Linked DNA regions of Homo sapiens: region 1 is linked to region 2. A link is a contact called in ENCODE Hi-C data. All regions are on one chromosome and are shown on one strand. The core of a region is the stretch at or near the end of the contact, and the rest is flanking DNA. Distances in the headings are between cores, read along the strand shown. Region 1 overlaps ATE1 (arginyltransferase 1). Region 2 overlaps LOC105378519 (a long non-coding RNA gene).

Region 1 (5,094 bases), core at 388-2,887, 810 kb before region 2:
CAGAGGCGGAATGATATGGTTTGGCTCTGTGTCCCCACCCAAATCTCATCTTGTAGCTCCCATAATTCCCATGTGTTTTGGGAGGGACCCAGTGGTGAGTTATGGGGGTGGGTCTTTCCCATGCTGGTCTTATGATAGTGAATGGGTCTCATGAGGTCTGGTGGTTTTAAAAATGGGAGTTGCCCTGCACAAGCTCTCTGCCTGCCACCATCCATGTAAGACATGACTTTGCTCCTCCTTGCCTTCTGACATGATTGTGAGACTTCCCCAGCCACATGGAACTGTGAGCCCAATTAAGCCTCTTTCTTTTGTAAATTGCCCAGTCTTTGGTATGTCTTTATCAGCAGTGTAAAAACGGACTAATACACAACATTTTTTATTTTTAAATTTCAAATTTACAGGAAAATGACAAGAATAATACAAAGAACATATGCATACCCTTCACTCAGACTCCCCAGTTATTAACGTGTTACCACATTTGCCTTATCACTTTTTCTGTTTTACTCTGTATTTTTTTCTAAACCATTTGAGAATAAGTTTCTGATATATTGCACCACTGTCCTTCAGTATCCCAGTGTGTATTAGCTGAAAACAAGGACACTTTTTTTTACATTACTAGACATGGCCATCAAAACCAGGAAAGTAACATTGAGATGTTACCATCTAATCCACACACCCTGTACAAGTGTTACAGATTTTCCCTGTAATGTCCTTTATAGCACAAAAATGCATACACACATACACAAGCCTATGTTACTTTTCTCTCTGTTTTTTTAGACCTAAGGTTCAAGTGAGGATCCTGTGTTACATTTATTGTTGTGTCTTTTTAGGCCCCTTTTGTCTAGAACAATACCATAGTATATCCTTGTCTTTTGTTACCTCGATATTTTTGAAGAGTCCAGTCACTTTGTAGTTTTTCATTTGTGTTCATCAAGTATTTCTTTGTAATTAGATTCAGGTCACATAGCTTTGGCAAGAACACCCTAGAAGTGATGCTGGGTTTGTATTGCATCATATCAGGAGGTATACAGTGTTAATTCATCTCTGTACTGTGACTTGAATTTTTATCACTTGGGGAAGTGGAATGTACCAGGTTTCTCCACTGTAAAGTTGATAAGTATTTTGTACATGTTAATAAGTAATTGGTAAATATTTTGTAGAAAGCTGTCCTGAGATGGTGTAAATATCCTATTGTGTCAGACTTATATCTACTGGTTTTTACATCCATTGACGATTCTTGCCTCAATCACTTATTACTGAGATGGCTGCCAAATGATGATTTTCTAATTCTATCACTACTTCTACTTTTATTAGTTGGCATTCTACAATAAGGAAAAGCAGTCCTCTTTCCCTGTTTGTTGTTTATATTGACTCACGGAATCTCATTCTAATCAATGTGTTATAAAATTGTTACTTTCATTATTTATTTTGAATGCTCAAATTGTCTCAGATTTGGCCAGTAGGAGCCTTTTCAGGGTGACTCATGTTTTCTTTTGACAAGTCCCCATCATTTTTTGAGCACTTCCTTTCTGGCACAAAATATTTCAGACTCATCTTATACTTTCTCTGACTCAGTTCTATAATTAGTCACGTCTCCAAGGAGCCCTAGTTATTTTTTGTGAAGAGTAATATTCAGAATACAAGATGTGAGTAATAAGTATGCTCATTGCTACCGGGGTTTCATTGCTTCTAAGCCCTCTCAGCAGACAGATCTAGGCAATATATGTGAGTTTATACACATACGTTTATATCTACCTGTGTATCTGTATGTCTATATCAGGGTATAAAAGTCATGGGTTTTCACCAGTATCTGGAATTTTAATCCAGCACAACAGTTTGTTCTAGTCTTCTCCTTTTCCATACTTGTAGCTCCATTCTCTGACTGAGAAATCTGGCCTCCCCATTTTCTCAGTATATTTATTTATATGCTCAGTTCCCTTGTATGTAACTAATTTCTTGACCACATGGGGCAGAATTGGCCCAGTCCTGCCAGCCTGAACTCACAAATGTCTCTTTGGCCCAGCCCCAGCACATAAACCAACTTCCCTCTCATCTTTGAGAAATCCTGTAATAGCATGTTTTAATTTACGTTTCTTTCATTATATTCTATGAGTTTTTAAGCCTCGCCTTTATTAGGATAAAGATAAACGGTGAAATAGGAAGTGTCTAAGATGAGTATTTAGGGGTCAAAACATAGAATAGAAATTTGAGAGTCCTTATTCATCATCATAAGAGATTTTATTAGCATTTTACTTGGCCAGTATTTACAGATCCTACCAGCAGTATATGTGCTGAGGTGATAAAGTTGATGTGATTTTTTTGTATGCAATTGCCTGATTTTTGCATTCTTTCTGCTTTTCTCTGGTGACCTTTTACTGGACTTTGATACCAAATGACCATAATATCAAAATTAACCTGGAGTTCTTTCTGGCTAGAATCATCTTGATAAATTATATAATTTATATTTTGTTATGTGACTTTTGGGAGCCAATGTTGTTTTTAATCAACATATCATGAGTTTAACTAAATTGCATAGATTTTTTTCCTTTGAAATATTATATTTTAGCCATGCCAGTTCAGCAAGAAAATGAAATAAAAGGCATTCAGATTGGAAAGGAAGAAGAAACACTGTCTCTATTCTCAGATGACATGACCTTGTACATAGAAAATCCTAAAGAATGTAAAGAACTATCAAATAAAATGAGTTCAGCATACACAGAAATCAATTTTATCCTACACACTTAAACAGTGAGCAATTTAAAAATGAAATTATCAACAGTTGCGTTTACAACAGCATTAAAATAGAATTGTTAGGAATAAATTTAACAGAGCAATGCAAAAATTATATTCTGGAAAATACAAAACATTGTTCAAAGAAATTACAGAAGACCTAAATAAGTGAAGAAAACATCCCATGTCCATGGATCAGGAGACTTAATATTGTTAAGATGGTAGTACTCCTCAAATTCATTTACAGATTCAGAGCAGTGATCTATTAAAATCCCAGCTGGCTTCCCTGCAGAAACTGACAATCATAAAATTCACATGGAAATGAAAGGAACCCAGGATAGCCAAAACAATCTTTAAAAAGAATAATAAAGTTAACACTATGTGGTCCTGGCATGCAGGTAGACATACAGATCTGTGGACTAGAGTTGAGAGTCCAGAAATAAACCCTCATGTTTATGGTCAGTTAGTTTTCAAAAAGGATGCCAAGACAATTCAGGGAAAAGGATACAGCCTTTCAACAAATGGTCCTGCATCTTTCAAAAAAATGAAATTGGCCCCCTACTTCACACCATATACAAAAATTAAAATGGGTTGGACCTAAATGTAAGAGCTAAAACTATAAAATTCGTAGAAATGCCAGGTGCGGTGGCTCACGCCTGTAATCCCAGCACTTTGGGAGGCTAGGGCAGGCAGATCACGAGGTCAGGAGATCGAGACCATCATGGCTAACATGGTGAAACCCTGTGTCTACTAAAAATACAAAAATTAGCCAGGCGTGGTGGCGGGTGCCTGTAGTCCCAGCTACTCGGGAGGCTGAGGCAGGAGAATGGCATGAACCCGGAAGGCGGAGCTTGCAGTGAGCAGAGGTTGCGCCACTGCACTCCAGCCTGGGCGACAGAGGGAGACTGCGTCTCAAAAAAAAAAAAAACCTTAGAAATATAAATTGGAGTAAATCTTTTTTTTTTTGAGACAGAGTCTCACTCTGTCGCCCAGGCTGGAGTGCAGTGGCGCAACCTCGGCTCACTGCAAGCTCTGCCTGCTGGGTTCATGCCATTCTCCTGCCTCAGCCTCCCTAGTAGCTGGGACTACAGGCGGCCGCCACCGTGCCTGGCTAATTTTTTTGTATTTTTTTTAGTAGAGACGGGGTTTCACCCTGTTAGCCAGGATGGTCTCGATTTCCTGACCTCACGATCCATGCGCCTCAGCCTCCCAAAGTGCTGGGATTACAGGTGGGAGCCACCACGCCCGGCCACATTGGAGTAAATCTTCATCACCTTGCACTGGGCAGTGTTTTCTTAGATATGATACAAAAAGCACAGGCAACAAAAGAAAAAAAATTGATAAATTGGACTTTACCAAAATTTAAAACTTTTGTCCTTTCAGAGACCCAGTCAAGAAGGTGTGAAGATAATTCACAGAATGAGAGAGTGTATTTCCAAATAATGCATTCAATAAGGATCTAGTAACCAGAATATGTAAAGAATTCTGACAACTCAATAAAAAGACAACCCAATTAACAATGGGCAAATGATTTAAACAGACATTTCTAAGAAGACATATGAATGGGCAATAAGCACATGAAAAGATGCTCAGCATCATTAGCTATTGGAGAAATGCAAATCAAAATCACAAAAAGATACTGCTATGCACCGACTAAGAAGGCTGCAACCTAGAAAGCAGCTAATAGCAGTGCTCATGAGGATGTGGAGAAATTGGAACCTTTGTATACTGCTGGTGGGAATGTCAAATGAGGCGGCCACTTGGGAAAACAGTCTGGCAGTTCTTCAGTATGTTGACTGCTAATAGATGTTATGGTTGCACAACTCTGTGAATACACTGTAAGTCCTTGGTTTGTATAATTTAAATGGGTGAATTACATGGTATGTAAATTATATCACAATAAAGCTGTTATTAAATGACATTTTACAAGCTTAGATATTTCTTAGTTTTCATTTTGACCAAAAATATTCCGAGTGAAATTACAACAGTATTACTTTATAGAATATGAACATGCGTAATTCTCTCAGCTGGAGTCCCAAATTAATTTCTGAGCCTCCCACCAAATGGGCTTAAAGAATGGGCTGGGAGCCTTGTTATTTCTGTCACAACTGCTCTGCATTTCTCGGCCTGTTCTTTTGCTATTTTATGCTGAAAAGCTTCCTTTCTTCTCACCTTTCCTGTCCCCTCCCTCGTAAAGATTAAAAAATTTGTTAATATCTCCTGTCACTTTAAAATATTCTAAATCATACTTGACTTTGAACTTCCAGAGTTGCGTTTTTGTAGAGTATTTCTTCCGCTGTCATTCATTTGTGGAAAATTTTAAATTATTAAATCAGTTTTGTCCAGCTATCTCCAGCCATCTGC
Region 2 (5,527 bases), core at 1,948-4,447:
GCCCCTGTAGCCGGATCCGGACCCGGGGCGCCCTGCGCTCCCACGCCTCCCGCCCTAGGCATGATCCCCAGCCCCACGCAACTGATGCGGAAGGGATGGGTGACTGAGCGGCTGCTGATTGATTAACCTAGCTGGGCTGCAGCGAGGCCCGAGGAGGCCCGCAAGCTTCCTTCCCAGGCAGAGAGCCCCGCGGTCCCTCGGAGCCGGGAACCGTAGCCCGAACCCCTGCTCCGAGCCTGGAGTCCGGAGCTCGAGCCGAGAGCGCGAGCGGGAGCCGGACGTGCAGGGGCTCCGCGGCCGGGTGCACAGCGCCATCGCGTGGCCAGCTCGGGGCCGCGGCTCCCTCCCTGTAGAGGCGGCGATGGGCGGGACCACTGCGTCCCTTTAGGATCATCCCCTTATCTAATTAAACTAAAGAGCTGCACAGCAAAAGAAACTACCATCAGAGTGAACAGTCAACCTACAGAATGGGAGAAAATTTTTGCAACCTACTCATCTGACAAAGGGCTAATATCCAGAATCTACAATGAACAACAAATTTACAAGAAAAAAACAACCCCATCAAAAAGTGGGCGAAGGATATGAACAGACACTTCTCAAAAGAAGACATTTTTGCAGCCAGAAAACACATGAAAAAATGCTCATCATCACTGGTCATCAGAGAAATGCAAATCAAAACCACAGTGAGATACCATCTCACACCGGTTAGAATGGCGATCATTAAAAAGTCAGGAAACAACAGGTGCTGGAGAGGATGTGGAAAAATAGGAACACTTTTACACTGTTGGTGGGACTGTAAACTAGTTCAACCATTGTGGAAGTCAGTGTGGCGATTCCTCAGGGATCTAGAACTAGAAATACCATTTGACCCAGCCATCCCATTACTGGGTATATACCCAAAGGATTATAAATCATGCAGCTATAAAGACACATGCACACGTATATTTATAGCGGCACTATTCACAATAGCAAAGACTTGGAACCAACCTAAATGTCCAACAACGATAGGCTGGATTAAGAAAATGTGGCACATATACACCATGGAATACTATGCAGTCATAAAAAATGATGAGTTCATGTCCTTTGTAGGGACATGGATGAAACTGGAAACCATCATTCTCAGCAAAATATCACAAGGACGAAAAAACCAAACACCGCATGTTCTCACTCATAGGTGGGAATTGAACAATGAGAACACACGGACACAGGAAGGGGAACATTACACACTGGGGACTGTTGTGGGGTGGGGGGAGGGGGGAGGGATAGCATTAGGAGATATACCTAATGCTAAATGATGAGTTAATGGGTGCAGCACACCAACATGGCACATGTATACATATGTAACAAACCTGCACGTTGTGCACATGTACCCTAAAACTTCAAGTATAATATAAAAAAAAAAAAAGGATCATCCCCTTATCTCCAGCTCTGGTCTCCGGAGGCCCGTGTGGCTGGAGCAAAAAAGGCAATGGGCCGGTGGAGTCTTGTTTAGTGGGGACGCCGTGGTCAGCTCTGAGCTGTTCCTACTGTTCTTAGTGGAGGTAGCAAGACCCCCGTCTCTCCTGGTGGGTAGTGTGGATGTCGCACAGACAGAAGCTCAGGTGGCAAAGGGTCGTGGAAACTTCTGCACCTTCCAGAATACGTGGGTCCATGGACGTGGACCCACGGCCACGTTAAGGCTCATGTTCATTTGTTCAGTTCACTTATTTAATTCATTTGTTCAGTGGTTCCTTCATTAATTCAGTCAATAATATTGTCTTGAGCACTTACTGTGTGCCAGAACCCAAGGTCGGGGCTAAGGATAGAAAAGAGAACTCGGGAGGCTGAAGCAGGAGAATCGCTTGAACCCGGGAGGCGGAGGTTGCAGTGAGCCGAGATCACCACTGCACTCCAGCCTGGGTGACAGAGTGAGAGTCTCCGTCTCAAAAATAGAAAAAAAAAAGAAAGAAAGAAAGAAAGAAAAAGTAACAGAAAAGATGGCTTACAGTCTTTCTTGCCAGTCTCATGAGGCCAGAATATTTGAAAAAAGCATAAATTAAGATACACAGGATTATGAAACAAACCGATTATACTGTCATGCAGTTATCAAAATATTTTTAAGTGGTGCTATACTCGTATATGTTCTTCGTTGATAGAGGATGTAACAGGATCTACAGACCAATCTATTAACTACAGTCATTTCAAAATAGTGATTAGCCCAGCTGATATTTTGAGATAACTGCATCAACTACGACGTGATAGAAAAACAGCTGTGATTTCTGTTGGAGACAAAGTCACAGACACTGCTAATACACTGTGGCTTGTTGCCGATTTTCATAATTGAGTAAATTGTTAAATCTCAGACAGTGAAAATAATGATATAAATATTTTCCTGTCCAAGTTCATAGACCCCCCTCCTCCAGATTTTATTCACAGACTCCTCGATTAAAAAGCCAGATCGGTGAGCAGAAATAAACAGGGTGAGTGTGGACAGTGATGAGCACTTGGAGGAAATCAACAGGGAGAGAGACTAACGATAAAATCAGAAGGGAGGCCCTGTGTGGGATGCAATGGTCGGGAAACGCCTGGATGAGACCACAGTTCACTCTAAAAGCCCCATACAGAGGTCGGAAACAGCTACCAGGGACTCTGATTTAGCCTGTAAATCTGCACAGTCTTCTTGAACATTTAGATCTGGTGTTCAGGACTGGACTCGGCTTTTGACCACAAGGCCTCCCAATCCGGGAAGTCCAGGTCAGCCTCGTGGACATCCAGAGATTTCATCCCAGGGCACTGAAAGTGAAATCTCTGCCTGGGCCCTGAAGCCACTTGATTTTGCAACTTTACCACCTAAACTTTCCTGGGTCACTCTTGGGGCAACCCATCCAGGGCAAGGGTAGTTTGCATGGCAAATGGAACTTTCCAAAGTTTAACTTGAAAAAGATGGTCGGCATCGGTGTCCTATTTAGAAACCAGGCTCCTTCCAGCCTGGGGATCCCCTGAACCTTCCAGATCTTTATCCAACTTTCATTCAAGCTGTGATTCCCCGGTGCCCCTTCTAAGCCAGCAGCTGTGTGACATCTCTGTTCTCATCCACCCATTTCCAGGCAGCAGCGTGTTGGGGGTGGTTAGGGAGTGTAGTGCTGGGTCACAGGCAGCCTTTGTAACTGCATATGAACCAGTGTGGCAAGCTTGCAGGATGATGTCAGAGCTGGCACCGGCAAAGAACAACTTTGTTGACAAGAAGATTAATTAGACAAATGTAGTGCCCATCAGTTATTGCCACCGCCTCCTCGGGGGTCAGCTCTAGTCAGGCCTTTGCTAGAGATTTTTTTTTTCATCTTTTTAGAGAAAGCTTAATCTCCTAACAAGGCAGCCAAGAAACAGTTCATGGCGTGCCAGAAGAGCAAGTGCATACAAGCATGTTCTGAAGTGAGGGTGCCTGCACACCGCCAGGCTGCAGGGCTGGGGCTGGCCCAGGCTTGGAGCCAACTGGGCCTCTTCCTTCTACCTGTACAGACCCAGCCCCAGGAAGCGTGTTGAGCCCCGAATCCTTCCTCACAAGAGAAGACACCCATTTGTGAGCTCTCTTGGCCTCTCTTCCTCTCTTTCCTGGGAGAGCTGCCCCTTTCATGGAGGGGCGGGCAGACAGCCATGCAGGGTCTTCAGAGCTCGGAGGCTTCCGCCACCTACACCTTCCCTCTTTATCCAAAAGGCACCTGCCCCATTGTCCCATTGTGGGAAGAGGCAATGAATGAATTGCTGAGTGGTAGCGGCCTTATTCATCATTCATCAAATACTCAGTAGGTTTATGGGCATATTATATCCCAGCAACACTGCAGTAAAGGAATGATTCCCATGTATCAGGCCCTGGCCCTGGGGAAGGGGTTATATTCTAGAGGGGGAGGCATGGCAATGAGTAAAATAAATACTCCAAGAAGCTCATCTGCACCAGTGGTAAAGGCCAAGAAGGAGCTAGGAGAGGGGATGTGGTGTTGAGGGCCGGGAGATGGCAGCCATTTTGGAAAAGGTGCCCCTGAGGAGGTGAAATTGAATTGAAACTTGAGGAGGGAGAGAATCTGTGGGGAAGAGCTGACTTCCTGTTGGCTGCAGGGGACAGGAAACTGAGAGTGCCAAGGGAGGGGATGTTCTGTGGATATCTGTTGACTGCATGAATAAAACAAAATGTTTCCAAGCTGTGCTTCTCACACTTTAGTGTTGTGTTAGAATCCTTGGGAAGGAGGGTCTTGTTAAAACATAGATGTCCAGCTCCACTGATTCAGAAGGGCTGGTGCAGGGCCCAGAGAGCTGCATTTTAACAGCCCCCGCCTCCAGGCAGCCCTCCCAGTCCCTCCTGGAGCCCCATCTCCAGGCAGGCGCTCAGCCCTGGATTGCAGCCCTGTCTGTCTGTCAGGCCTACCTGAGGTTTCAGAAAGGCCTCACAGTCAGGCTCCCAGGGGCCCAAAGCCAGTGTGGCTTCAGTGGGACCAACCTGACAGCTCCTTATAACTCTAAGGCCTCCACCTCCCACTGGCCAGCAAGGAGCCCTGGTGGGCAGGGGTGGGGCCTGCTCTGTCTCATCAGGCTATGCCCTATCTAGGGCAAGGGGTCCCTGGGGCTGGGGATGGGCTTCCCCTGGATCCTGTACCCTGCCTTTTAGAGTCACGGATACCTGGAACCCTGAGCCAACCTCCAGGTTTGTGTGGGCCTCTCTCCCTGGGTCCATCATTCTTCTGTGGGTGATGGCTCAGCTGGAACTGGGTGGGGGCGTGGATATGTGGGGCTAGTGGGTATACACACCTGTACACACACACACACGTGTGTGCACTAAAAAGCCAAGTGGGGTGAGGCGTGAAGGGGGTAGGCTGCAGCCTGGCTCTCTGTGCTGCCTTTTTTCGAAAGTCAACTCCTCAGAATTCTAAATTCAAACCTTGCCTTCATGATGATGAAGATGTATTTACCAAGGTAGAAAAATTATGGGTTTTATCTTCTAACAACTGATTGGATTGGTAACCTTTTTTTTTTTTGAGACGGAGCCTTACTCTGTCACCCAAGCTGGAGTGCAATGGCGTGACCTTGGCTCACTGCAACCTCCACCTCCTGGGTTCAAGCGATTCTCCTGCCTCGGCCTCCCAAGTAGCAGGGATTACAGGTGCACGGCGCCGTGCACGGCGCCATGCCCGGCTAATTTTTTTTGTATTTTACTAGAGACGGGGTTTCACTGTGTTGCCCAGGCTGGTCTCGAACTCCTGAACTCAGGCAGTCCACCCGCCTCGGCCTCCCAAAGTGCTAGGATTACAGGCATGAGCCACTATGCCCGGCCCCGGATTGATAACTTTTTAATAATTGACACATGGTATGGGAACTTCGCTTTTATTCTCATCTTGGGCCCCCAGAATGTTAGGATGATTGGAGAGAGTTGCAGGGAAGGTACCAGAACCAAGGAATTTTCCCCGTGGATGAGAAGTATGATTCCAAGAACGGAGACTGTGAATTCCCAGTGTTGCCTGCCACCTATCTCTTCATCTTCACCACCCAGGCTTAACCT

What was found. Hi-C counts contacts between places; a loop is a spot of excess contacts on that map. Pooled maps may share reads with other maps.
Region 1: a map of mammary epithelial cell shows a loop between it and region 2 (6-fold over the local background). The contact joins two enhancer-like sites. A Hi-C loop is called at or near these places in 2 of 168 maps with a recorded cell type or tissue (IMR-90 and mammary epithelial cell) and 2 of 50 pooled maps.

Annotation. Positions count from the first base shown.
Region 1 is chr10:121,750,799-121,755,892 of GRCh38, reverse strand. All of the region lies in intron 11 of ATE1 (arginyltransferase 1), which reads left to right. Among named protein-coding and RNA genes, the nearest start is that of FGFR2, 150 kb to the right of the region's middle. RefSeq lists an enhancer at 1,583-1,642. Within about 2 kb of position 1,637, at least 4 of the 41 ENCODE cell types and tissues checked have a DNase peak (open chromatin) inside an H3K27ac peak, as active enhancers do.
Region 2 is chr10:120,943,850-120,949,376 of GRCh38, reverse strand. The region is part of intron 2 of LOC105378519 (a long non-coding RNA gene); the gene reads left to right. Among named protein-coding and RNA genes, the nearest start is that of WDR11, 95 kb to the right of the region's middle. Within about 2 kb of position 3,197, at least 8 of the 41 ENCODE cell types and tissues checked have a DNase peak (open chromatin) inside an H3K27ac peak, as active enhancers do.